3 separate regions of the Mus musculus genome follow, and regions 1 and 3 are each linked to region 2. Evidence: chromatin loops called from intact Hi-C (ENCODE). Cell type or tissue: left cerebral cortex. All regions are shown on one strand.

Region 1 (8,000 bases), 110 kb before region 2:
ATTCCAGAGTGTGGAATGGGGGAGCCTAGCTATGTGGGGAAGTTCTGCTGACTCCCTGAGGAGGAGTCTGTGAGTCTTGGGCGCAGCTGGTCTTGTCTACAACCTTTAATCAATTAATCAGTTAATCAACTCAAAGGATGTAAAGGTGGGTGTAAGGTTTCCTTGTCTCCATGTGGGAAGAAAGACGCCTGCCATAGATGGCAAGTGACCCTAAAGGAATTCTGGGGTGTGTCTGGGGGTTCTGAGTGACTCTGTCTTGGCTCCCCGTGACAGTGGAAGAAAAGCTGAGCAGACACTGTGCAGACATCGATAGAGCTCTAAAAAGTGGCCCCTGGTGTGCGGACAGCCACTCGGGGTGCAGCGACTCAGCCGGAGGTCTTAATTACCTGCTCAGAACAAGAGACAGATCTGAGATGTGCAGAGTTTCGTGTACAAAGTGTTTTATTTCCCGGGGCGGGTGCAGAGCAAGGAGAGCCATATGGCCCAGTGGTTGAACAGCTGTCTCTGGAGAAGGAGCAATCGGGAGCTCCCACCATCTGGGCAAATTACAAGACTCTCGACTCTTCCCTGTGTGTTGCAGCAGTCAAGTGGGTCTGTGATGGAGAGAGAAGGAAGTACCCTGTGTGCACTCACCTGGGCAGCTCCGCCACCGTCCTTCCCTGGATGCCCTGGGCTGCCCTCCTGAGCCCCTCAGAGCTTCTCACCGAGGTCACCTGCAGCAAATGCCCTCCCAGCTTCACCCCACAGCCTCTGCCCAGCGGGGAAGCCTTCTGCTTTCTCTAGAAAACATAAATGTCATTCCTTTAACCCAGCCCCCTCTTGCCTCTTTGGCAGGCTGCAGAGTCTACTTGAAGAGTGCTTAGTGGTTTGAGGCTGTTATATTTTCTCTGCTCTATGATCCGTGTTAGGTTAAAAGGGCCAGGGCGGCTTTTCCTTCCCATGGAAGATAACTCAACCCGGACAGGCTCCCTGTGGGAGAATTAAAGGTGACGAGGGACTTCTGCTTGGCTGCAACCGTTAATATCCTTCCCCCAAAGTGGCCCCCTCAGCCGCCTCCTCCCCAGCGGGCTGCAGTGATGCGTTTATTCCTCCATGTTCTCATTCCCATTCTAACTCTTTTCCTTTGGTCTTCCGTGGCCTCATGGAGCTAGGGCTTACCCACCCAAGGAAGCAAGAGGAAAGTCACACAGAGGGACGTGATGTGCTGTCGTGGATAGCTTTTAAAATTTCTTATAGAAGTGCTTGGGGCTAGGGGTATAGCTCAGTTGATAGAGTGCTTGTCTAGCATGCACAGAGTCTCCAGCAACACACACATCCAGGCATGGAGGCACATGCCTATAACCTCAGCCATGGAGATGTGGGGGCGGGAGGAACAGAAGTTCAAGGTCATCTCTGACCGTGTACCACGTTCAAGGCCAGCTGGGCTAAAGACTCTGTTTGAGAAAAAGACAAAAACAACAACAACAACAACAAAAAAACAAATCTAGAGTTAGAAGGAGTTGTCAATCATTTTAGCATCTGCCAGAGAGAGGCTATAAGAGAATCATGCAACCTGCCCCTATACAGCTTATCCCAAAATAGGTGGTGGGTGGATGGGGGCTGATCTACTCAGCCCCAGGAGCAGCAAGACAAATTTTGTCTTTAGTGGGCCTGCAGAGTGGTCCAAGATATAGAGCAGCCATTGAGGCCCCTGACTTTTGCATTGGTGACAAGGAGGCGTGGCTTCTGAGCAGTAAAGCTAAGTTGGCTTGGCTTCCCCGAAGCTGCCCTCCCTTTCCCCTTCACAGACTTTACTCTTCCTAGTGTGGAGGCCATGTGAAAGCTGTTCCTCATGCCCACCAAAGGGGAAGATGGGAAAGGAAGCTGAAGCAGCTGCTGTTGAAGCTCATGAGAGTTGGTCCTATTTCCCAAGATGGCCACCTCTCTCTTTCCCTGTGTATTTATAGCTAGATGGGGGCCTTTTTCTACACCATTCTGTACCTTCATCCTCTGTGTAAAGGCTCCTGCATTGCCAGGAGAGGACACTGGAGAGACAGCTCATGTGGTAGCAGTCCAGTACCCCAGGCTGAATCTGTGGGCTGTGTGAGACGGAGCAGGGCCATGTGAGGCTGTGTTCAGCTGGTGAAGGAAGAGAGAATGGTGGAGGTAGAGGTGTGGTCTTCTGACTCCTGCAAAGTTGCATCAGCAGATTCAAGACAAATGGGGTAACTGAGGTCTCCTGGTCCCATGCACGCGCAGCAGGGCAGCAAGTCAGAAGATGTGAGCTGGGTCCTGATCCTTCTCTGATCCCCACACAAGGAATCCCGTGTTCTCAGGGTGAGGCGGGGCTCTGGGCATTTGTCTATAGATGTCTCCTCCAGGCCTCTGGGCCATGATTCACACTCCCGATAGACAAGCTTGGCCACGTGGAAGGCTGCACATCTAGTTTGATCCAGGCAGAAAATGGCGGCCCTGCTTTGATTTCCATACTTGTGATGATATCTGAGCAATGCCACGGGGAATCAGTGGCCTCCCTGGAAGTTCACTGGGTGGGGGAGGGACACCCACAAACACGGACTCGTGGCTTCAGAGGTCCAGGTCCATCTTGGTTCTCCTGCTTGACGGAGATCTTGCTGTCTCCTAGGGAGGGAGTGTAGGAAGGTCTGGACTGCACTCAGGAGAAACAGATTTACATTGGTCTCAGAACAAGTCTGTGCCTTCCACATAATCTCTCTTCTTTTTCTCTGCATATGTGTGCATGTGGGTGAGTGGTGTGTATGTCTGTCTGTCTGTTGTGCATGTGTGTGAGCCTGGGGCTGATTTCAGGTGTCTTCCTTGACTCTGCTTTATTTACTGAGTCAGGTTCTCCCACTAAACCCAGAGCCTGTTGATGTTTCCAGTCCAAATAACCAGCTTGCCCCATAGAGTCCTCTCTCTGCCTCTCATGAGCAAGATCACAGGCAGGCCACCTGTCCACTTCCCTGTGGGTTTTGGGGATCTGAACATTGGTCCTCAAGCTTTTATGGCAAGCATTCCCAAGCCCAATTCTTCAGATATTTAAAAAGAAAACAACAACAACAACAACAAAAAAACCCCTCTCATTTCCCTGCCAAAACATTTTGTTTTTCCAGGCTAAAATATCATTTATTGACTTAACAATTGATTTTCAAGTACCTCTTTTGCACTAGGCTGTGGGCTAAGTGCTAGAGAGCAGAAATTCACAAAGCAGGCATGTTCTTTTATCCAGGGAGCTCACAATCCAGCATGACATTAGTCCCAGGCACCCCCTGTCCCTCCCCTAGAATAGAAGAAGGGCTTCAGGTCTAGCTTGATCACAGCAGAAAGTGGCAGCCCTGCTTTGAATCCCACACTTCTATTCATGCCTATGTAATGCTGGGGAAACCACTGGCCCTCCTTGGAGATCCTCTACAGGATGTTTGTTGCCTAGTTACCTCTCGGGGGTAATATGTGGGGTCCAGCAGGACTGGATTTTCCCTTTGCTGCACCATGTGTGAGGTGTTGCAACTGATTCTGTATGAATAGAGGGCAGGAAAAGAAAGGTGCCTATTGGCTGGTGTCCTGACACTCGTTATTATTACACCTGTCATCCATTCAGCAAGTATACTTAAGTTATCAGACAACTCCCTCCCCCGCTTTCTTCCAGTCTGTCTGTCTGCCTGTCCGACTGTTGAGGTATAGGAGAATCAAATTCAAGGCCTTGTATGTGCTAGGCAAGCACTCTACCACAAAGTAGCACCTAGCTTTCACTTGCTTTTATTCTGACAGTTTACATTGAGTAACTGTTGTACCTTGGCTGGAGACTGGGCATAGAGCTTAGGGATGGACAAGCAAGATGTGCTTTCTATTCCAGGGATCTGGCTGCCCATGGAGAGGCTCCCAGAGGTTATCTCCAAATTAATCACAAATGATGTTTTTGATCGGTCCCATGCAGGAAAAGAACCTGGGGTTCTGCAAGCCAATCGTGGGGTCCCCTCAGATGGGATTATGGGGGAGTAAGGGAAGGGCTATGAAGCTGGAATCTTAAGAGTTCACCTGGGGAGCAGAACTGAATGAGAGAAGGTTCTGTGTACTAAGAAACTAGAAGATGGGACCTGGGGAGTCGTTGGCAAAGCACTTGCCTACGAGCAGAAGGACCCAAGTTCGATCCTCAGAGCCTGTGGTGGTTTGAATAATAATGGCTCCCATAGGCTCCCATATTTCCACCAGGGAGTGGGACTATTTGAGAAGGATTAGGAGGTGTGTCTTTGTTGGCAGAAGTGTGTCACTGGGCATGGACTTTGAGGTTTCAAAAGCCCATGCCAGGCCCAGTGTCTCTCTCTCTCTGCCTACAGGTCAGGCTATGGCTCTTAGCTACTGCTCCAGTGCCACACATTCTACCATGCTGACAATGGACTGGCCCTCTGAAACTTTAAGCAAGTCCCCAATTAAATGTTCTGAGTTGTCATAGTCGTGTTTCTTCACAGAAATAGAACAGTGACTAAGAACACACGTGTTAAAAAAAAAAAAAGCCCTGGTGGTGCACACTTGTAATTTCAGTGCTGGGGAGAAAGAGACAAGCAGACCCCTGGGACTCACCTGTCAGCCAACCTAGCTTGGTAAGTTCCAGGCCAATAAAACCCTGTGCTGCCCCTAAAGGATGGGATACCTAATATTGTTGTCTGATATTTGAGTGCAAGTGCACACACATGCACACATATGCACACACATGTGCACATATGCACACACATGCATACAAACCCCTGGGAGATTTTAAGGACCATCGCAGGTGGGTTGGATGAGGGGATATGGGGCAAATCCCATGGAGTTTCCACTACAGTAGAACCCATGGTCTTGGCATTCCTGGCAGAATCAACAGAAACACAGGCAAGGCCTGGGAGCAGAGGCTATGAAAGTTTCATTGATCCAGGCAGTGACATTAGCCCTGAGACTGCCAGGTAGGGAACCACCACTTACCTTGGGGATCACTCCTTCCCTGTGTGGAATAGGATTCCTACAGTAGACAATACTGCTGATGTCAAACTCCCTCTGTAGATAATGGATCTCTAAGGTAGACTGGCTTTTTCTTCTGAACTGAGTTTCCCATCTGACTACTCCTAGAGGATCCTGTGAGCTGCATGTCAAGAGGGAGCTGAGAAGAGATGGGAATTCAGGGATGCTCACAGTTGAGAGAAGCCTTCGCAGACCCTAGTGTTAAGAAGGAGATAGCTGATGAGTGAGATCCACACACTTCCCCCTCCTCCCTCTGCAATCCTCTCTCCACCCTCTGTGTTGCGCGTAGCCTTTCCCTGCAAGGCATTGCCAGCTGCTGGTTCTTACACACATGGGGGAGAAGCACCCACAGCGAGTGAGTCATTCTAGGAATTAGCTAATTTCCAAATCTCTAAGTGGTGAAAACAAAATTTGAGCACAGCCTCCCAAGTCTCCTACAGTACTTTAAGACTTACTGTATTTGGCGTGAGTGCATGCGTGCGTATGCCTGTTCACATGTGTTGGGCACACACATGTTTCCTCTACATATGTATATAGAGCCCCCAATTGAAGATTGAAATTGTGTGTCTTCCTTGACTGCTCTCCACTTTATGCAGGGTCTCTCACTGAACATGGAACTGGCCAACTTCAGGCAGTCTAGCTAGCTAGCTTATTCTAGGAATCCCCTGTCCCTGCCTTCCAAAGGCTGCTGGGATTATAGGTGCCATGCCTGCCTGGCTTTTACGTGGGTCCTGGGAATCTAAATTCTAGTGCTTTTACAGCAAGTGACTTATCCACTGGGCCATCTCCCTAGCCCACATGCTTGACAATTCCTGCAAAGACACCCTCGAGTTAGATTGTGTGTGCCAGTGGCAAGCAATGAGTCACCACTCTCATTTTGGCTTTTGGGAAGCCTAGAGTATCCAAGGCCACTCAGGCAGATCCCTGCTCTGGTCCTGGAGGAATGTGGAGCAGGGCTCTGGGCACTTGGGTGTCTCCCAGAGTATGAAAGGATGAAGCTCAGGGAAGAGGCCTGACCCCTGGCTTCCAGGATGCTTGGTCTCCATGGTGACCCCTGAGATGCACTCTGGGCAGCATACTGTTTCTGTCGCTCTGGTGAAATATTCTGTTGAGTGCTTGTATGAGTGCTCTTGGGGCACAGGGTGGCAGAGGCAACATTATTTATGTGTTTAAAGGGTTGAAATTGGAGTCACCTTTCCTTTATTGTCTGATCCCCTGGGAGAAAATGAGCCCTGTCTTTTTCAGGCTTTCTGGCTCACGACACTGCTGTTCTCCACTGCCAGATGCTCTCTGAGTGCGCAGCCTGCAAGGTCAGACTTTGGTCCCCAGCCCATCACAGCTGCCTGCTATGGCTTTGTGTCACCTTCCTCAGCAATGAGCCAGCATCGGCCTGGCATCCACTCTGTACAGCCTGTGGGTCAGAAGGAGCAGCAGACAGGGGTCTTTGTCCTCGGTGGCAGAACGTTGTCTAGATGTCCAGATGAGCCCCTCCCCCCATATTTGGTGATGACTGGTGACAACTTGCTGTGAGTGACTGCATGAGGACACTGCAGATATTGGGGACCACAGAGAGAAGTTGCCAGAGGCAGTGCCCTCACGACTTTGAGACTCAATGTCCTTGTCTGTAGAGTGGGAATAACAGATCTGTTTTGCCTGTTTAAGGGAACTGGGGCAACAACGGAAGAGACAGACATAGGCCTTAGACGTCAGACAGTGGGCAGGGGATGTGGTTCAGTTGGTAGATGCTTACCTAATGTATTGAGCCTGGTTTAGTCCCCATCATTGCACAAACAGGGCATGGTGGCATGGGCTTGTAATCCCAGCACTTGATGAAAAAGTGGAAGATTATAAATTCAAGGTTATCCTCAACTTCATAGCAAGTTCAAAATCAGCATGGGGGATGGGTGACCCTGTCTCTTAAGTGAGAAAGGGAGGAAGGGAAAAAGGGAGGAGAGAGAACAAAACCATAGAAGAGCATTCTAGGCTACAAAGCCAGTTTAAAGCTAACCTGCATTACACTGTATACTCTGTCTCAAACAAACAACCAAATAAATAACCCCAAGACTTAGAAATTAGAAAGGCTGTCAGGTGACTAGTATCTAAGTACTCCAAAAACTAGAGTCTGAAGTCTGTTTGTCCTTCTTCTGTCTGTCTGTCCCTCCCTCTCTTTCCTCTACCTTCCATCTCTTTTTGTTTCTTCCTTTCTTCACACATCTTCAGGATCTCTTCCCTGTGTAAATCCCGTGGCTATTACAGATCAGAGAGGTACTAAGGAGCTGACAAGAGGGAAGGAGGAAGGAGGCAGGTGTCCCACAAGATAACTTTGAGAAAGTTGGGGTGAGCGAGGCTCGAGGCTTGTATTTGAGTCAATCAGTGCCCTGTTTAGTGTGATGCAGATGGGAAGGTCAAAAGGTCGCCCTGAGAGTCCGTGGAGCTCCATTTTATTGGGTGTTGGGTGAGACCTGTGGGCTATGAACGCTGCCAACCTTCACTGCTGCCTTATCTCCCTCGGGCACTGCGGAGCCCCTGAAGAACCTGCTCCTGTCCAGGGCTCTGGGTAATAGAGACCTGGTCCCTGAAGGGAGGTGGCTTCTGGGGTCTCCACTCAGCAGCAGGCAGAGGTCACTGTTATTTCCCCAAGCTTACCATTCCTTAGGGATCTGTGTGGTCATGCATTGTCACTGGGACTGGCTAGTATGTGGGTGCTGATGGATTCCTCCAGTGGAGGCTCCTGTGGGTGGCCACAGACTCTTTCTGGAGACTCTTCTGTCTTCCACATTCAGTAGTCTGCAGAGACAGGTGAGTGCTCACAAGTCACTCTCCTGAAGGGCTCACTGGCTGTGTGGTCTCTGCAGAGATGTTTGAGGTGTAGTTAAGGACATGAATATCCTCGTGCTGTAATTTCTCACAGAGGGTACCGTTCTGATCTTGGCCACTCTGGCCCAGCTTCTTAGGCTCTACTGCACTGATGCCCTACTGTGTGACTGTATTTTCCTACTGTGGGGTGTGTG
Region 2 (8,000 bases):
GAAGGCAAGGACCCTCACCTGCTGAGTCACCTTACCAGCCTCCCAGCTTAGTCTTTGAGGCAAGGTCCCTCGCCTATTCCTGGGGCTCACTATTTTGGCTAGACTGGCCGGCCAGTGAGCCCCGGGGATCTGCTTGACTCTGCCCTTCCAGCACTGGAGTTACAGGCATGGACCACCGTGCCCGGTCTTTTAGGAGGATGATGGGAATTTAAACTTGGGTCCTCAAACTTAAACAGCAAGCACTCTACTCACAGAGGCATTTCTTCAGCCTCTCAATCATTTATTATTATTATTATTATTATTATTATTATTATTATTATTATTATTATTATTAAAAAGAAAAATACCTTTTTAAATGTAGTGCTGGAGAGAGAGCCCAGAAACTTAGAAACCAATGTACAACACTGCAGCTGTTTGCACTAATAACCCCACCCCCACCCCCACCTCCCAGCCTTGTGCTTAGTGTCCTGTGCAGTGCCACACTGTCATGGTAATGACATCTGAAAGCCCAGGCCTCATCCTGGCTTAATGCACCCACTCTGAGGGATGCCAGCTCCAGCAAAGCCACATTGCCCGCTACTGTCTCCTAACACGTTGGCAGTAGAAATGGACCTGGCTGGCTCTGCTCAGTCCTACCTTGTGCCCCAGCTCCAGGACCTCTTGGTTCCCCCACAAGTGTACAGCAGGTATAGCTGTCACCCCCAGACTGGCCCAGAACCTGCTGCCTCTCCGCTCTGTGGGTCAGCACCACCTTTCACTTACTTGCCTGTTTGTCAAGCTGGTAAATGGTATTCTTACATGTTATTTAATAACTCAGTTATTAATATGACCTGGCCAGCCCCCAATAATCGAGGCAGAGTCCTATGATTTTTTTTTAAAATCAGCTTTAGCACAATTACTGGGCGATATTCTGCTCATCTATTTTTCTATACACTAGACTGTTAATTCCCCAGCTGCGCTCCCCAGTACTCGCTGTTTGAGTCTCGCCCAGGTTAGGGTTATTTCTGCTCCACCAGTCTGTCTTCAGGGGGCATTTCTCCTGGCCAGGTGCTCCTGGTCCATCTTGTCTAGTGGAGACCTCTTCTTCCTCTCCTCATGATCCCTACCTGCAGCACTCGGCCCATTACCAAAATCCTGCCTACCTCTATTCTCCTCAGTAATTATCTGTAGTCACTTTTATTTAACCAATAGCTTTAAATTGGGGAGGGAAGTTTACATAACAAAGGCTAGTATATGTGAGAATCCACTAGTGGGGAGGGTGGATCTTGGAGTTTAGAATTTAGCATTTGTCTGCACAGCTCCAGACCAACCCCTAACACAGTCAGACTGGACTTCTCAGGCCCTAGCACACAGTGCAGGCCCAGCAACTGTTTGATGCATGGATAATGAGCCTCTCTCCCGACAACTGGTGTGCTGGGGTAGAAAGGGCCGGGTGGATACAGTCTACCAGTCTCAATCTCTAGTTCTTTACTATGTGGCCACTGGGGAGTCCTGCCACATCAGGAGATGGAGGGACATGGAGGCACAGTCCTCACTGGACATGGCTGCAGGGAGCACAGGTGCCATTGGAGGTTAAGGGAACACCACAGAGAGGGTAGCCAGTGCAATGAATAGACCTCTAAAAAAGCTCGTGGTCCGTCAGTATAATCCTATGCTCCGAGTGTCTGTCAAGACTGGGACAGTGTCTGGAGATTCGAGTTTGGATCTACAGTACTTGGGTCTGTGAATATCTAATTGCAACCATCTCAGTGGAGGGAGGAGAGTTGAGGGATGGATCCTCTCAGATCCCAGGAGCCTCCCTGCTCCACTGGCCCAAGTGGGCACAATTAGCATCACAAGCTTAGGAAGGAAGAGGCCCAGCCCTTGCCTGTTCCAGTTTCTGGATGAGGACCCCTTTGGCATTTGGACATTAGGGCAAGCCAGTGTGACTGGATCTTGAAAACATTATGTTAAGCGAAATAAGTCAGATACAAACATCTGCTCCTGTATGGTTTCACTCTTACGAATGGCTGGCGTTGGCAAATGAGGAAAGATTGAGGTTTCGTGACGGCCAAGTATGGGAAGTCATTGTAATTGGTTGTAGGAGTATCTCTGGAGGCTGCTAGAAGGTTTGGAAATGATAGTGTTAACACACATGACAAATGCTATCAGGTTGTGTACATATGTGAATAATATGGGAATTTTATGCCACATAACTCAATAGAAAATATTAATAAGTCAATATGTTACCTGAAGAGAATAAAGTGATAGGAAATAGTATCAGCCATGGAAAACCAGGGACCACTATTTATACATAAACTAACCTCTAAACAAGGTACTGATGGGAAGTGACCCTCTGTTCTTCATCCTGCAACCCAGGCTGGCTTCAAACTACTGTATAGCGGAGGATGACCTCGAACCCCTGACCCTGCTGCTTCTACCTTCAGGGTGCTGGGATTACGGATCTGTACCACCAAGCCTGTTTATGCTGTGCACTCTGCCAACTGAGCTACAGCCTTAATTGTCATCTCTGTGGATGATGGCTAGCTGCCAGCATCCTGCATCTCCCTGCACTGACACCAGGCCTTACCCAGCAGGTAGCAGCCCAGACTCTCAGTCACTTCCTAGCTGTGACTTGAAATAAGTTATTTATCCTCTCTGAGCCTCCCTTCCTTGTCTGAAAAATGGGGATAGTAATAGCATCCATGACCCTAAGTGTGAAAAGTCAACTTGGCACCTGCAGTACACGGCCTGGTTGTATAGTAACTGCTCCATCAAATATGGCGACAAACTGAGAAGCCTGTTTATAGCGAAGTCACGAAGTCACGGTGGAAGAGAGCTGTCAAACCGCTCCCTGTTGTGAGGACCCAAAACCCACAAGGCTGGATCCTGGAGTCTGAAGGGGTCAGGTGGGAGGGGCTGAGCTGCCGGCCTTGTACATCTGGGTATCCCTTAAGCCCTGGGTAGCTGCTCAGAGAAGCTGAAAAATCAGCAGAAACCAAATATAATTAGAGAGCAGAGTCCATGAAAGGGTGAAGGGAAAAAAAAGCCCACCTACGTGAGGTTTGACACGGCCTGGCTCAATTGGTCAGAGTGCGTAGATCCACGGAGGAGCACCAGGCCCCTGTAATTGCAGACTGATCGCTCTACTTGCCTTCAGCAGAGTAGATAATTAACTCTCCCGGCTCCGTCTCATTTCCCTATCACCACTGAGGAATGAGGAGTTTTTATGTGAATTTTTCCAGATAACTGAAGTTGATCCCTGTGGTCCCTAACATTTTTTCCCATTGAGTTACTCTGGGGGAGAAATTTCTCTGCGATGGGTGACAAGCTTCCTCGCTTCCCTGGTCAGAACTGTTTAACTTAGCTCAGCTTCCTCCTGCTGGCTCAGATACCAGCGGCTGTGTGTCTGTCCTCTGATGGCTGCAGGTAGCTGTACTTTCTTAGTCTCTGTGTTTTCTGTTTATTTCCATGCTTTCCTGTTTGGACACAAAGTTGTCGGGGTGTGGATGTGTGTACATGTGTGTACAGGTGCAGATGTATGAGTATGTGTGTGCGTGTGCGTGTGCGTGCGTGTGTAAATGCCACAGTATGAGTATGGATGTCAGAGGACAACTTTCCAGAATCTGTTCTCTCCTTACACCACTTAGGTCCTGGGGCTGAACTCAGGTCTTCAGTCTTGGTGGCAATCACCTTCATCTAATTAGCTATCCCACTAGCCCACCACCTTATTTTTGAGACAGTCTCGTACTGAGTCTGAAGCTAAGTTGGCTGGCCAGTGAGATTTTGAGATCTGTCTGTCTCTGCTGTACAAAACCGAGGTTGCATGCTTAATGTGGGGATTTGAACTCGGGCCCTTCTGCTTTCACAGCAAGTGCTCTTACCCACTGAGCCATCTCCTTAGCCCTGCCTTGTGGTTTTAGGAGCTTCATAGCACTGGGACACAAATATAGGCATGTTTATATTCACATCTGTTTGTAGTGTGAGGAGCCGGAGTTGTAGTCTCATGACTTCTACAATGTCCTAAGCCACCTTTATTCCTATACTGTCATGGAGTGCTGAGTTCTGTGATTCTGTGTCAGCCACACCCCACGATAAACCATTTATCTCCAGAGATGGCAAGTCACCTCTTGCATGTTGTATAAACTTTCCTGGCAAGACATTTAAAAAAGAAAATCTACTTACCTGAGATGAGGCATCAAATAACAGATTCCACAAATGAAACAAAGTAACAATTTCACCAAAGTGCAAATTGACAAAACTGTGAGTTTAATGGGCTTATTTCCAGAACAGGAATGAGAAGTCACTGAAAGGAATTAGGGGGCCACATAACTGAAAAAGTCTCACCCTCGCTTGCATGGATGACAACTTCCTCATAGCTACAGAGATGGAGTGTCTCCTTTAATTAACCCACCCCACCCCCTGTATACTCCAGAACCCCCCAAGACCCCAAGCATCTGGGACAGAAGTACACACAGCTAGGAGGGAGATGTAGGAAGGAGAAACTGGAGGCCACACTCTCATCTGTGGAGGAACATCAACAGGCCTGATCTTGATGGTTCCTGCAAGTGGTCACAGCAGATTGGTGAAGGTGGCAGTGTCTATTATGCTCAGAGAACAGTGCTCTACAACACGTCACCCCTAGGCACTTGGGAGATACCAAGGGGACAAGTGAGGGATGAGAGTGGCTAAGTAAAGCTCCAAGTCCCTGTGACAACATTCTGTCTCCTTATCCAGGACACGGTTTTGTTATATTCTGTTTGGGGCTGTTCCAGAGAGAATGGAGGTTACTGCCAGACATGGCAGGTCACACCCACAACACTTTGGAGGCTCAGTAAGTGTTTGAGGCCAACTTGAGCTGCATAGTGAAATCCTCTCAATAAAGAAAAGAAAAAATTAGGAAGGTATGGATTTGTACCTGAAATGCAAAATGTCACTAGGTACCCAGTGGGACATGAAGGGATGCTACTAGCTTCAGATTTTCAGTTTCATGTAGGGTCACTGTGGCCCCAGAAGATGTAGGAATTGCTTGTCTAGATCCTGAGGCTGCTCACAGTGGTGGGTGGAGAAGAAACAGCCAGCTCTGAGCTATCACTCATCTGCTTTACAGCCACCCTCCAAGCTTCCCATCTTGGAATCCCCCAGTGAGTCTCCCATGGACCTGAGCAAAGACCTGGAATCAGAATGCTTTTGGGCTGCCCTGCAACAATGTAACTTCCATGACCCTCTGACTTGCGGTCTATAACTTAGAGAATGAAGGGAACCTGTGAGGGTTAGATACTGTTCCTGCATCCAACTTCCAGGATGGGGCCTGGCACGTGGGGAGATTTAAACAGCCCTGTCATTGTTATAATGGAATCACAGCACATACACGTTGAATGCTAACTATGTGCGCTTGGCAATGAAGAGAGAGGGAGGAGGGGTACCACTCACTGGTTAAAGTGCTTGTCTAGATCCCCAGGACTTATGTAAATGTCTGTGGGTGTGGAGGCTGCCTGTACTTCCAGCTTTAGAAAGTAGAGACAGGGATCCCCAGAACAAGCTGGCAGGGGAGACTAGCCACATCCACAAGCTCTGGGTTTGGCTGCGAGACCCTGCCTCACTGAATGAGGGGAAGGGTGACTGAGGGCGATCCCTGACTTCACCTTGAGCCTCCTTGAGCACGTGTACATACACACATGCGTGTACATACACACATGCAAACATGCATATATACACATTCCAAACTGGGAAAGAGAACGAGTGAGCGCACACACAGTGGATAATTCTGTCAGTCTTCTCACCCGCTGGGAAGGTTTCCTGGAAAGAGAGTGAGCTGGGGGATGCTGCACTGCTACCCTTCAGCTTCTCTGTCCCGTGAGCCGCTCTCAGCATGAGAGGAGCCTGTCACTCTGAGTAGACTGGGAAACTGAAGGCGATGTCCACTCATAGTTTGGCAGCCCAGTCTATTTGTGTCAATATTCAAGGCACAGATGAAGAAGGCCACAGATGAATAAGCCAAGATGAGGGGGTGTGGATCAGAGACTCAGTAGTTCTGTCTACTGCAGGGTAAACAGATGCAGGCTTCTGGATAGTGACCCAACCCACTATCAGGAGAGATTTGTGTGACCCTGGCAAAGCTGGTGGAGCGCCAGCATGTTCACAGGCCACACCCATCTCTGCCTTCTTGTGCCTGCTTAGCACCTGAGTGCTTCTGTGTATCTGTTCACCCCAAGGACACCCTTCCCATACCACTCACCTGACCCTTTCCTCCCAGGGTCTAAATCCTAGAAAGCTTGGGTACAAAGATCAGCTGGCCATCTGTGCCCACAGGCAGCAGAGCCACCCTCCACTCCAGCTTGCCCAGGGCTGAGGTGCTCTTTGGAATTGAGGACTTTCGGTGCTGAAAGCAAGACAGATGGTCCTCTGGCAGGCAGACAAGTGAGCCATCTTTCACTGCCCTCTTGCAATGTGGAGCCCTCACCTGACTGCCTTAACTGGAAGCAATCTTTCTTGCCTAGAAACAGAAATCCTAGAACAGTATTTGTGCCTGTCATTAACCAAACTCCACTCCCACTCAAAGCTCCCAGTTGTTGGGGGACGTCTTATATTTGTTGTGCCCTGAGTGCACCAAAAGGGTCAAAGTGGGAGGTGATAACAGGCTGGGTAACTTTCCTGAAGTTCTGGGCTACTCTGTCCCTTTCCGTGGCTTAGAATGCAGGTCTCCAGAAAGCCATCAGTCTTGGAAACATTTAATTACAGGAATGGATCTCCTAGGTTGTCTGTCACCTCCCAGGGATACAATTTTTTTTTCCTGCTCTTTCTGAAGGAGCTTGGGCAGTGAGGAAATTGAACTGAGGAAGCAAGTAGGGGGCCTGAAAGTATTCCTGGAAGGGAGGAGGAGGAGGGAAGGGAGAGCCAGGGGTGTGCACAGTGAGTCAGAACCGTCCTTAAGTAAATGAGAATGTGAGAGGTTAAGACTGTGAGTGGGACAGAGAAAAGAGGGCTTCACAGGCCGACATGAGGCTGGGCCCAGCTGCCTGGAGAGGAACAGGGTCACAGAGCAAGGTGGCAGGCATGGCAAGAAAAGGTCCAGCTGAGAGGAGTAAGGATAGATAGACCAACCAAAGAGAGCTTCCCAGAGACAGAGGGAGGCAGAAAGCTGTGACCAGGTTTGCATTGGAGGAGGTGCCCGTGGCATCGATTGAAGTGAGCAGCAGCGCTGGAAGGCCTTTGAGGCTATGCCTTCTTTAGCTCCCGTGAACACTCGGTGGCTTGGTGGAGCCTGACAGAGGTCTCCAGATGCCAAGGACTCCATCCAGATACCCGCAACAGCTTGGTCTCCAGGGGCAGAGGAGATGGTAAGGCCAAGTGGACCCTCGTTCTAAGGAAAGCTCTGACCCAGAGTATCCTTTTTTGCAGGCTGTGACAGCGAGCACTGGGGTCCCCACTGCAGCAACCGGTGTCAGTGTCAGAACGGCGCCCTGTGCAACCCTATCACCGGCGCCTGCGTGTGCGCCCCGGGCTTCCGAGGCTGGCGCTGTGAGGAACTCTGCGCTCCTGGTACTCACGGCAAGGGCTGCCAGCTGCTCTGTCAGTGCCACCATGGCGCCAGCTGTGACCCGCGCACTGGCGAGTGCCTCTGCGCTCCTGGCTACACAGGCGTTTAGTGAGTAGCGAGGGCGTGGCTTGGGGTGGGGCCAGGGCGAGATCAGGACTCCAGGGGTGGGGAAAGAGGGGTGGGGCAGAGCCAGGAGACTCTGCTGGATGCCCAGCTGGGGACAGGGTGGGGGGGGGTGGGGGGGTGTAGGGAGGTGGGTAGCGTGGCCTGAATGACCCTGGTTTGGAACAGGTCAGGGCTGTGGCCTGGAGGCTCTCACCAGGGCTTTCAAGGCTTTTGGGCCACTTCTTAGCACCCTAGTAGGCAGGAAGAGCAGAAAGTCCCGGTTGTGACATCTGCCCTCTGACCCCAAGTGCCCCAGTGTCTTTAAGTACCCAGGCCTCACCCCTACAAGTCTCAGATTCAAGCCCTTAAATACCTG
Region 3 (8,000 bases), 280 kb before region 2:
TTGGGGGTGGACAAATTTTGAATTCTACTTGATTTTATAATATTTTGTTTTTGAAAGAGCTCTTGCTTTAGAGAGATCCTGGCTGGCCTAAACCTCTACGTAGCCCAAGCTTGCCTAGAACATGTGGTGATCTTCCTGCCCCTGACTCCAGAGTACTGAGTTTACAGGGGTGCACCACTGTGCTGTTTTCTATTGGAAATATATGTATAAGTGGAATTGCTTTGGCAGATGGAAATTTCTCTTATTTTAAAAGAACAGAAAGGACTGGAGAGATGGCTCAGGGGTCAAATGCACTTGCTGCTCTTGCAGAGAACCTGGGTTCAGTTCCTAGCATGTTCACAACCATCTGTACATAACTCCACCACCACAGAATCTATCGCCCTCTTCTGGCCTCCACAGGTACTGCATATATATGATGGTCAAAACACTCATACATATAAAATACATACATTAAAAAAAAGAGCAGGAACACGTGCATGTGAGATATGTATTATATATTATAATTCAATGTGGTTGTCTGGGATGCGCTACAGTAACAAAACCCCTCAGATTTTTGTGGCTTCAGCAACATGGGAAGATTCCTCAACCAAACCATGGGTCCCCTTAGTCTATCTGTCATGCTCACCAAGAGAGCTGGCAAATGTGACTCCCTCTGGATTTCAGGGGGAAGTGAACAAAGCAGGTGGGATACTTATTCTTGCAGTGCTGAAGGACACCACTGACCTCTTTCCATACATCACTAGTCAAAGCACTTACTCGGTCACATTCAGTTCTGAGAGCAGAAAGTGGAAAGCCAGACATGGTGGAAAAATGACAACCTTAAGTAGATCTGTATGTGCATGTCCAAACATATATATGTTTATCCACATATCCACAACGACTTCAACTGTAGCAAAAGGAAGAGGGCCAACTCCAGCTTGTTGCAATATTGTTTCCTCGATGTGTTTAAAATCTGTGAAACCAATGGAAAAGCACACTCACAGTACATTGTGTCATCAGTGAGAAGGAAAAGGCAGATCTTGTTGAGATGTGTACTCCAGACATAGTTTACTTCAAGAAGAACAAACTGGGCCTGAAGAGATGGCTCAGAGGTTAGGAGAGCACGCTGCTCTTCCAGACGACTGGAGTTCAGTTCTCAGCACCTAATCTGGGCAAAGAGAAACTTCCCGTAACTCCAACCCCAGAAGATCTAGTACTTTCTGTCCTCTTTGGGCATCCGTACAAACACAAACATACTTTTAAAGAATTAAAAAGGAGCCATGCATTGAGGGCAGGGATTAGTCTGTGATAGTTATTTGTTGGCATGCTTGTGAGGGACCTTGTAGATCAGGTTCCCTGGGGCGACATGACCTACCTTCCCTCTGAGCAGCACCATTCTGTGGGCTGGGGCCTGGGCTGGAAAAAAAGAAAGTGAGCGAGTACGGTCACCCATTGTCCTCTGCTCCTTAATTCAGCTGCACTGTGACCAGCCACCTCACGCTCTGACACCATGGCTTCCCTGCCATGAAGGACAACACCTTTGAGCTGGGAGCTCAGATAAACCCGTTCTCACTTAGCTTGCTTTTTTCCTCTGTCTTCGATCCCAACTTCAGGAAGGTAGGTAGACCCCAATCTGTCCCCTTGTGTCACATTGTACTGCTTCACCTCAGGCTAGAGACAGGGTCAGCCAACCATGGACTGAAACCATGAGCCCAAATTTGTTGTTATCTGAGTCATTTCTCCTGGGGCTTTGTCACAGTGATGAAAAGCTGACTGTCACAAATGTTTGTGTGTTGTTTGGGTTTGCTTCCTAGGACTGCTGTGTCAAACTACCACACACTTTGGAAAACAGAATTATTCTGTCATGGTTTTGGTGGCCAGAAAGCCAAAGTCTAGCAGGACTCTCTCCGAAGACTGCATCCACAGAGCGGCTTGTCTGACCTGCAGGGCCAGTGGGAGGGGAAGTTCCAGGAGTGGCTGCACTGAGGAGGAATGGAGGGGATTACTCAGATACCTCCCCCAGCACAGGAGGAACTCAGACTGAACTCTCCTTGAGGCCAAACATGGACCTCAGGGAAAGTCCACGGACAACTCTCAAAGGACGAGGTGGGAACAACATACTGAAAAGGTGGAGCTTGTCTGTGGAGCTCCGAGAACGACAAGTGTCCCAAAGAGTCTGTGAGTGTAATTCAGAATTCTGATACCGAGCGCTGAAGGCAGGGCTTAGTCTGGAAAGAGCTTGCCTTGCAAACCCAAGGACCTGAGTTCGATCCCTAGAAACCGTGTAGAAAACAACCTGTGTATGCTGGTCATCTCAGAGGTAGGAAGACAAAGAAAGAGCCACATTTCTGGTGCTCGCTGGCCTAGTTGGCTAATGAGAGGCCTTGCCTCAAAATATGACAGTCAAGATTGTCCTCTGACCTCAAGAGGTACACATACATGTACCGTACCCATACACATGTGTGCACCCACTGCCCACCCACGAAGGACAGGGGTGGGGGAGGAGATTTTGGGCACCAAGCCAAGATATAATCTCCTCAATTGAACTATTACAAGTCTGGCCCGTGGTCCCTCCATTTAATTAGGTTAAGAGTCCAAGTGTCAGGATGCCAGGCAGCAATTCCAGCTGAGCCTTGGGTGGCCTCATGGAGGGTCAGCTTGGCCAGTACTCTTAGCCTAGTGCTATGCTGGATCACCAGGATGGTAGCAGAGGTTTAGGACCTAAACAGTCAGTAAAGGGCATTACGTAGTCAGTGATTCAAATCCCTCAGGGTAACGAGTCAGTGGTACCACTGGCCCTGGATGACAGACAAGCCTTCAAAGGATGCAGGCAAGCCATCAGTGGATAAGGTAGTTCTAAGATCCAGGGGCTGCTCCGGAGGCCCTCAGCCACCCGTAAGCAATCCATATGAACTTTGATGAATAATAATTGGCTCAGGCCCCACATGTTCAGTTACAGGGTAACCCATAACTATCTCAGTTCCTGCTGATGGGTTGTGAGTAGTTCAAACCCTAGAGGACCAGTGAGCAACTTAAGACCTGGGCAACAGCACCAACAATTAGCCCAAGTGTGCTGCTATCCAAAGGGCCAGTAGAGAGGGTCCCTTGCCACTTCTAGCTGCGAAGGCTGCCAGGACTCTTCCACTGAAGCCACACCAGTCTCATAGTCACAGTGCATCCTCCTCTTCTGTGTGTCTTTTGCCCGTGTGTTTCCGTGTGTGTGTGTGTGTGTGTGTGTGTGTGTGTGTGTATGTGTGTGTGTGTGTGTGCGCGCACGTGTGCGAGTGTATGTGTGTATACACAAATACACTTGTGCATAGGTACAGAGGTCAGCGCAGTATGTGGCGTGGCTTCCCCTATCACATTCCACTGTATTCCTTGGAGACAGGGTCTCTCACTGAACTGTTTGTTCACCATGCCTTGGCTAGGTCGGCTGGCCAGAAAGCCCCTGCGGTGTGCCTGCCTATCTTACTGTCTAGTGCTGGGTTTACAGGCATTTGTCCACACTTAGTTTTTACATGGGTGCTTGGGACTTGAACTCAGGTCATCAGGCTTATGCAGCAAGCATGTTCTTTATCTGCTGAGCCATCTCTCCAGCTCATATGTCTTTTTTTTTTTTTTTTTTTTTTTTTAAAGAAAGACGTTCCCCTTGCAATTTGAACCTGCCAGGACATCTTGCATAATCTCTTCATCTCAACAGCCTTAACTTAATTGTATCTGCCAAGACCCTTGTTTAAATTAAGGCATGTCCACAGATTCCAGAGATAAGGACAGGGACACATACACATGAGGTATCATTTAATCTACTGTGCCTGAATAATGAAAAAAAAAGTGTGAAAAATAGAAAAATAAGTCAATAGCAATGATTACTTTTGGGGGAATTTAAAAATTGCTATAGTGAACCCATATCATATTTATAATCAGATATAACAGAGCTGAGCATGGTGGTATATGCCTGTGATTCCAGCATTCAGGAGGTAAATGCAGGAAGATTTTAAGTCTAGGACCTCCTGGGCTTCATAGCAAGATTAACGTTAGCTTTGACAGCATGGTAGACCCCCATTTGAAAAAAATCACTACCAACAACTAATCAAAAACTATGGAGCAACAATAGCAAAGCAAGAATTAAGCTAAGACTACAACAAAAGCAAGACATGGGGTGTCCTAATTTCCTCTGCAAACCCCAAACACCTACACAGATCACAAAGTTAATGGAGAGGGCTGCAGAGGGGGCTCAGTTGGTAAAGTGTTTGTCACAAGCATGAAGGTGTGGGTTCAGATCCCTAGCACGCCGGACATCTCAGCTCTGGGAAGGTGGAGACAGGATTCCTGTGGATGCCCGGCCATTCATCCAGCAAGCTCCAGGTTTGATGAGCGACCTAGTCTCAAACAATAAGGAACATGTGTGATGTAGCAGGCCACAGAGGGCTCAGCAGTTAAGAGAACTTGCTGCTTTTGCAAAGGACCTAGGTTTGGTTCCTAGCTCCGACTGGATGGCCTACAATCATTTATCCCTCCAGTTCCAGGGAGTCTGATGTCCTCCTCTAACCAGGTATGTACACAGCATACATACATACATGTACTCAGACTCATAAAAATAAATAAATATAAAAATGATTTAAAAAATAAAGAGACTGAGGAGGACACTGAACTGTGACGTCTTGGCCTCCACACGCAGAGCTTCTGTCCTCAAAGTCAGCTCCGGAACCAGCCGGGGATAGCTTCAGAGCCGGCCACCCTTTGTCAGCTTTGGGTTTTTAGTGCCACAGAGACATGAAGCTTCTCTGTGCAAAGAAGAGCCTTGTCCTGGGACGAGTGCCCAGGATGAGCCACCCACTTCCCCAGAAGTGAGGAAACACTTCTCTGGTGTTGACTTACCTAAATAAAAATACTTTCTCTCCCAACCAGTAACCTCACTGAGCATGCGTGCTGAGTCTTGTTCATCAGCAGTGTTTTGAAAAATGCTTGCAATTTTCACATACAGATTTGGGTTTTGGCTTTTTCTGGTTGGCACATTTGGCCTGTTGTCTTGTGGAAGCCATTTAACTAGAGACTGGAGGGTGACTGACCCTACAGGAAGGCTATGTGCAACGCAGCGTCTGTCTTTCTCCATCTTCCCATGCCATCCCCTCTTCTGCCTTTGCACCGCACCTCGGCCACTGAAGACATTTGTGCAGAGTTTGCAAACTCCAATGAAGATTGCTTCTTTGCATTAGAGTACAGCATTTCGTGGGTTAAGTGGGTGCTTGTTGGGAACCTAAATACTCTTGCTTCCAGGAAAAATACACATTCAAAGTTTCAAATGGCTTACAAACGAACCTGCAGCCTGCAACCTGTTCGTAAATCGGTGGCTCTTCTAACAGTCATGTTTTATAGTCTGCCTAAACAAGTAATGGAAGACGCATATCCACGTATGCACTTAGAGCAGAAATTCAATTCCACGGGCTACTGGGGAAAGAAGCTTCCAAATCCCGCCAGGGCTTATTAAGTTGTCTCTGTCTGTGTGCGGGGACGTGCGTGTGTCCTCGTGGGGCTGGGGACATGCTTCTACTCCATTAGGACTCGAGACTGTCGTAGTGCCAGTGGTAGGGATTCATGTCATGAGCCGAAGTTACCCTCAACCTTATTGGGTTAGAAGCTGGCAACTTTGCAAAATTTCTTTGCTGGGTTGACCCGTGGCAGGTGTTTCTGGTGAGGCTCTTGAATTTTTAATCTGAGTTGAGTGGTGGAGGTCAGAGGGCACAGAACACTTGCTTGCCTTGGGTTTAGAGGATGTTGTCTTAACTGAGTCTTGAGGCTTCGTAGAAGTCAGTGAAGAATATTCTTAGCTTGGCCTAGAGGTGCGTTCCTCTGATCCCAGCTCTTAAGAAGTAGAGACAGGACAGGAATTGGCTACATAGTAACGTCAAGAACTGGGGGTCTTTAAAAATCAACCAATCAATTAATCAAGCAAGCAAGCAAGCAAGCAAGCAAGCAAGCAAGCAAGCAAGCAATAAAACCAACCAGCCAGCAGTGGTTTTAACCTTTAAGCACTGGGGAAGCAGAGGCAGGCAGAGATCTGTGAATTCAAGGCCAGTTTAGTTTACATAGTTCTAGGACAGCCAAGTGTGTTACCCAAAGAAACCCTGTCTTGGGGGGAGGGATTAATTAATTAATAATTAAAAAAAAAGCACAGGGCAGAGCTATGCTTTAGCAGGTAAAGGCCCTCGTCAAATCTGACCATCTGAGTTCAGTCTCCTAGGAACCATGGGGCGAAGGGAAGAACAGACTCGAGTAATTATCTTCTGACCTCCATATGTGTGCCATGGTGTACCCTGTACGCCCAAAATACATGTATACAAAACAGGTAATTTTCTTCCCCAGGCTTTCTCCTAACTGGAAAACTGTTTAGGGCTCTAGGATAGGACACACAAATTATCATGTGGAGATCCATCAGTTAAGGGCTTGCCATGCAAGCTGGAGGACTGGAGTTAGGATTCTAAGATCAGAAACAAAAGCCAAGTGGGGTAGCACACACCCACCCCAGCACTGGTTTGGGGACATAGGAACAAGCAGATCCCAGGCTCTTGCTGTCCTGCCAGTCTCTGAAACAGTTACGTTTCAGGTGCAATGAGAGATTCTGTTTCAAAACACACACACATACACGCCCAAGCGCATGCATGGCTGAACACATGCCAGTCATTCGGACAGTGCCTGCACATGAAGACTGCATGGACACAGAGAGTATTTAAGGAGTACAAGGTATGCAGAGAAAAGGTGTTCAGTGGTGGCGCCACACAGTGTAAGGGGTTACAGTAGGGTGAAGTCATTGCCAGCTTATGGCAGGGACTCTAAGTGTACTGTCTGTGTACTTTAGGTGCCTGATGGCTGAGCAACAGAGGTCATGGCTGACCGGAGTCTAGGCAAAGCAGTGAGGAGATACCAGCAGTCACGTGGCCGTGGAAACGGGAAACGTGGCTCGGGCTATGACAGAATGCAGCCCAGGAAGTACAAGGCAGGGTGGGGAGGGTCTTCAGAGTCAGCACACCAAGTCCGGGGTTGATTTTGGGGAGTGGAGAGCCCTAGGAAGGATACCCATTTATCTGGAGGAAAGGACGGGTTTATATTGGCTCACAGTTTGGGGGCGTCAATCTGCTATGGTGGGAAAGAAAGGGGGAACAGAATAGCTCACATCACAGCAGCAGCCAGGAAGCAGAGGAAAAGGGGAATAAGGGGCAGAACCAGGGCACGAGCTAGACCCTGAAGCACACACTCCCAGCAGCCTCCATGCTTCATCTCCAAACAGGCCCCACCTCTGACTTTATCAACGTTCAATAGTGCCCTTATGTTATGGCTCCATCAAGGGACTACTGCATTGGCTGGGACAGAGTCCTCAGGAGCCTACTGCTTCTCCAAATCCCACCAGGTGTCAGTTACACTGGACATACCTGAGCCCACTGGGGAGACTCCTTGTTCAAGCCATAATGATCCCTCTTTTGGTGCCCAGAAGACTCAAAGCCAAATCACCTCCATGGTCTTAGCAATTCCAACGTGACTCAAAAGCCCAGCGTCTCCTCTAAGATACCAGGGGTCCTGGTTGTTTTTGTTTTGTGTTGCCAACGTGACAGAAATTAAAGTTATCTGAAAAGAGAGAAACACACTGAGGGAAAAAAATGTCTTTGTGGGCAAGCCTGTGGGGCATTTTCTTATTTAGTGATTGATATGGGAGGCATTGTGGACAGTGCCATCCTTGAGCAGGTGGTCCTGGTTGGAATAAGAAAGCAACAGCCTGGTGTGGTGGTATACACCCTTAACTCCAGCACCTGGGAGGCAGGGGCAGGGGCAGGGGCAGGGGCAGGGGCAGGGGCAGGGGCAGGTGGATCTCTGAGTTTGAGGTCAGCTTGGTCTACAGATCAGGTCCAGGACAGTCAAGGCTACACAGAGAAACCAAGCCTCAAGGGGAGTTGGGTGGGGAAAAGCAAGCTGAACAAGCCACAAGGAGCAAGTCAACAAGAATTGCTTATCCATAGCCTCTGGATCAG

Evidence for each region. A loop is a pair of places that touch in the nucleus more often than their neighbours do. Peaks named below come from ENCODE experiments on the same cell type or tissue, not always from the same donor. Only the 100,000 strongest peaks of a DNase experiment are listed, where the experiment ranks them.
Region 1: a loop joins it to region 2, with 8 times the contacts of the local background. A loop is called at or near these places in 5 of 42 quality-filtered maps.
Region 3: a loop joins it to region 2, with 4 times the contacts of the local background. A loop is called at or near these places in 16 of 42 quality-filtered maps.

What each region holds. Positions count from the first base shown.
Region 1 is chr9:64,522,943-64,530,942 of GRCm38, forward strand. The region is part of intron 4 of Megf11 (multiple EGF-like-domains 11); the gene reads left to right. Among named protein-coding and RNA genes, the nearest start is that of Megf11, 140 kb to the left of the region's middle. In left cerebral cortex, a CTCF peak has its summit at 4,512; DNase peaks (open chromatin) are centred at 479, 5,296, 5,807 and 6,303; H3K27ac peaks cover 381 bases.
Region 2 is chr9:64,630,855-64,638,854 of GRCm38, forward strand. It overlaps Megf11 (multiple EGF-like-domains 11), which reads left to right. Exons shown (of 25, transcript NM_001134399.1): 6 at 7,381-7,627. Among named protein-coding and RNA genes, the nearest start is that of Gm36311, 51 kb to the right of the region's middle. In left cerebral cortex, no CTCF peak of the experiment used is centred here; DNase peaks (open chromatin) are centred at 4,746, 5,458, 5,732 and 6,332; H3K27ac peaks cover 1,790 bases.
Region 3 is chr9:64,351,009-64,359,008 of GRCm38, forward strand. No RefSeq gene overlaps it. Among named protein-coding and RNA genes, the nearest start is that of Dis3l, 14 kb to the left of the region's middle. In left cerebral cortex, a CTCF peak has its summit at 382 (motif pointing left); a DNase peak (open chromatin) is centred at 4,837.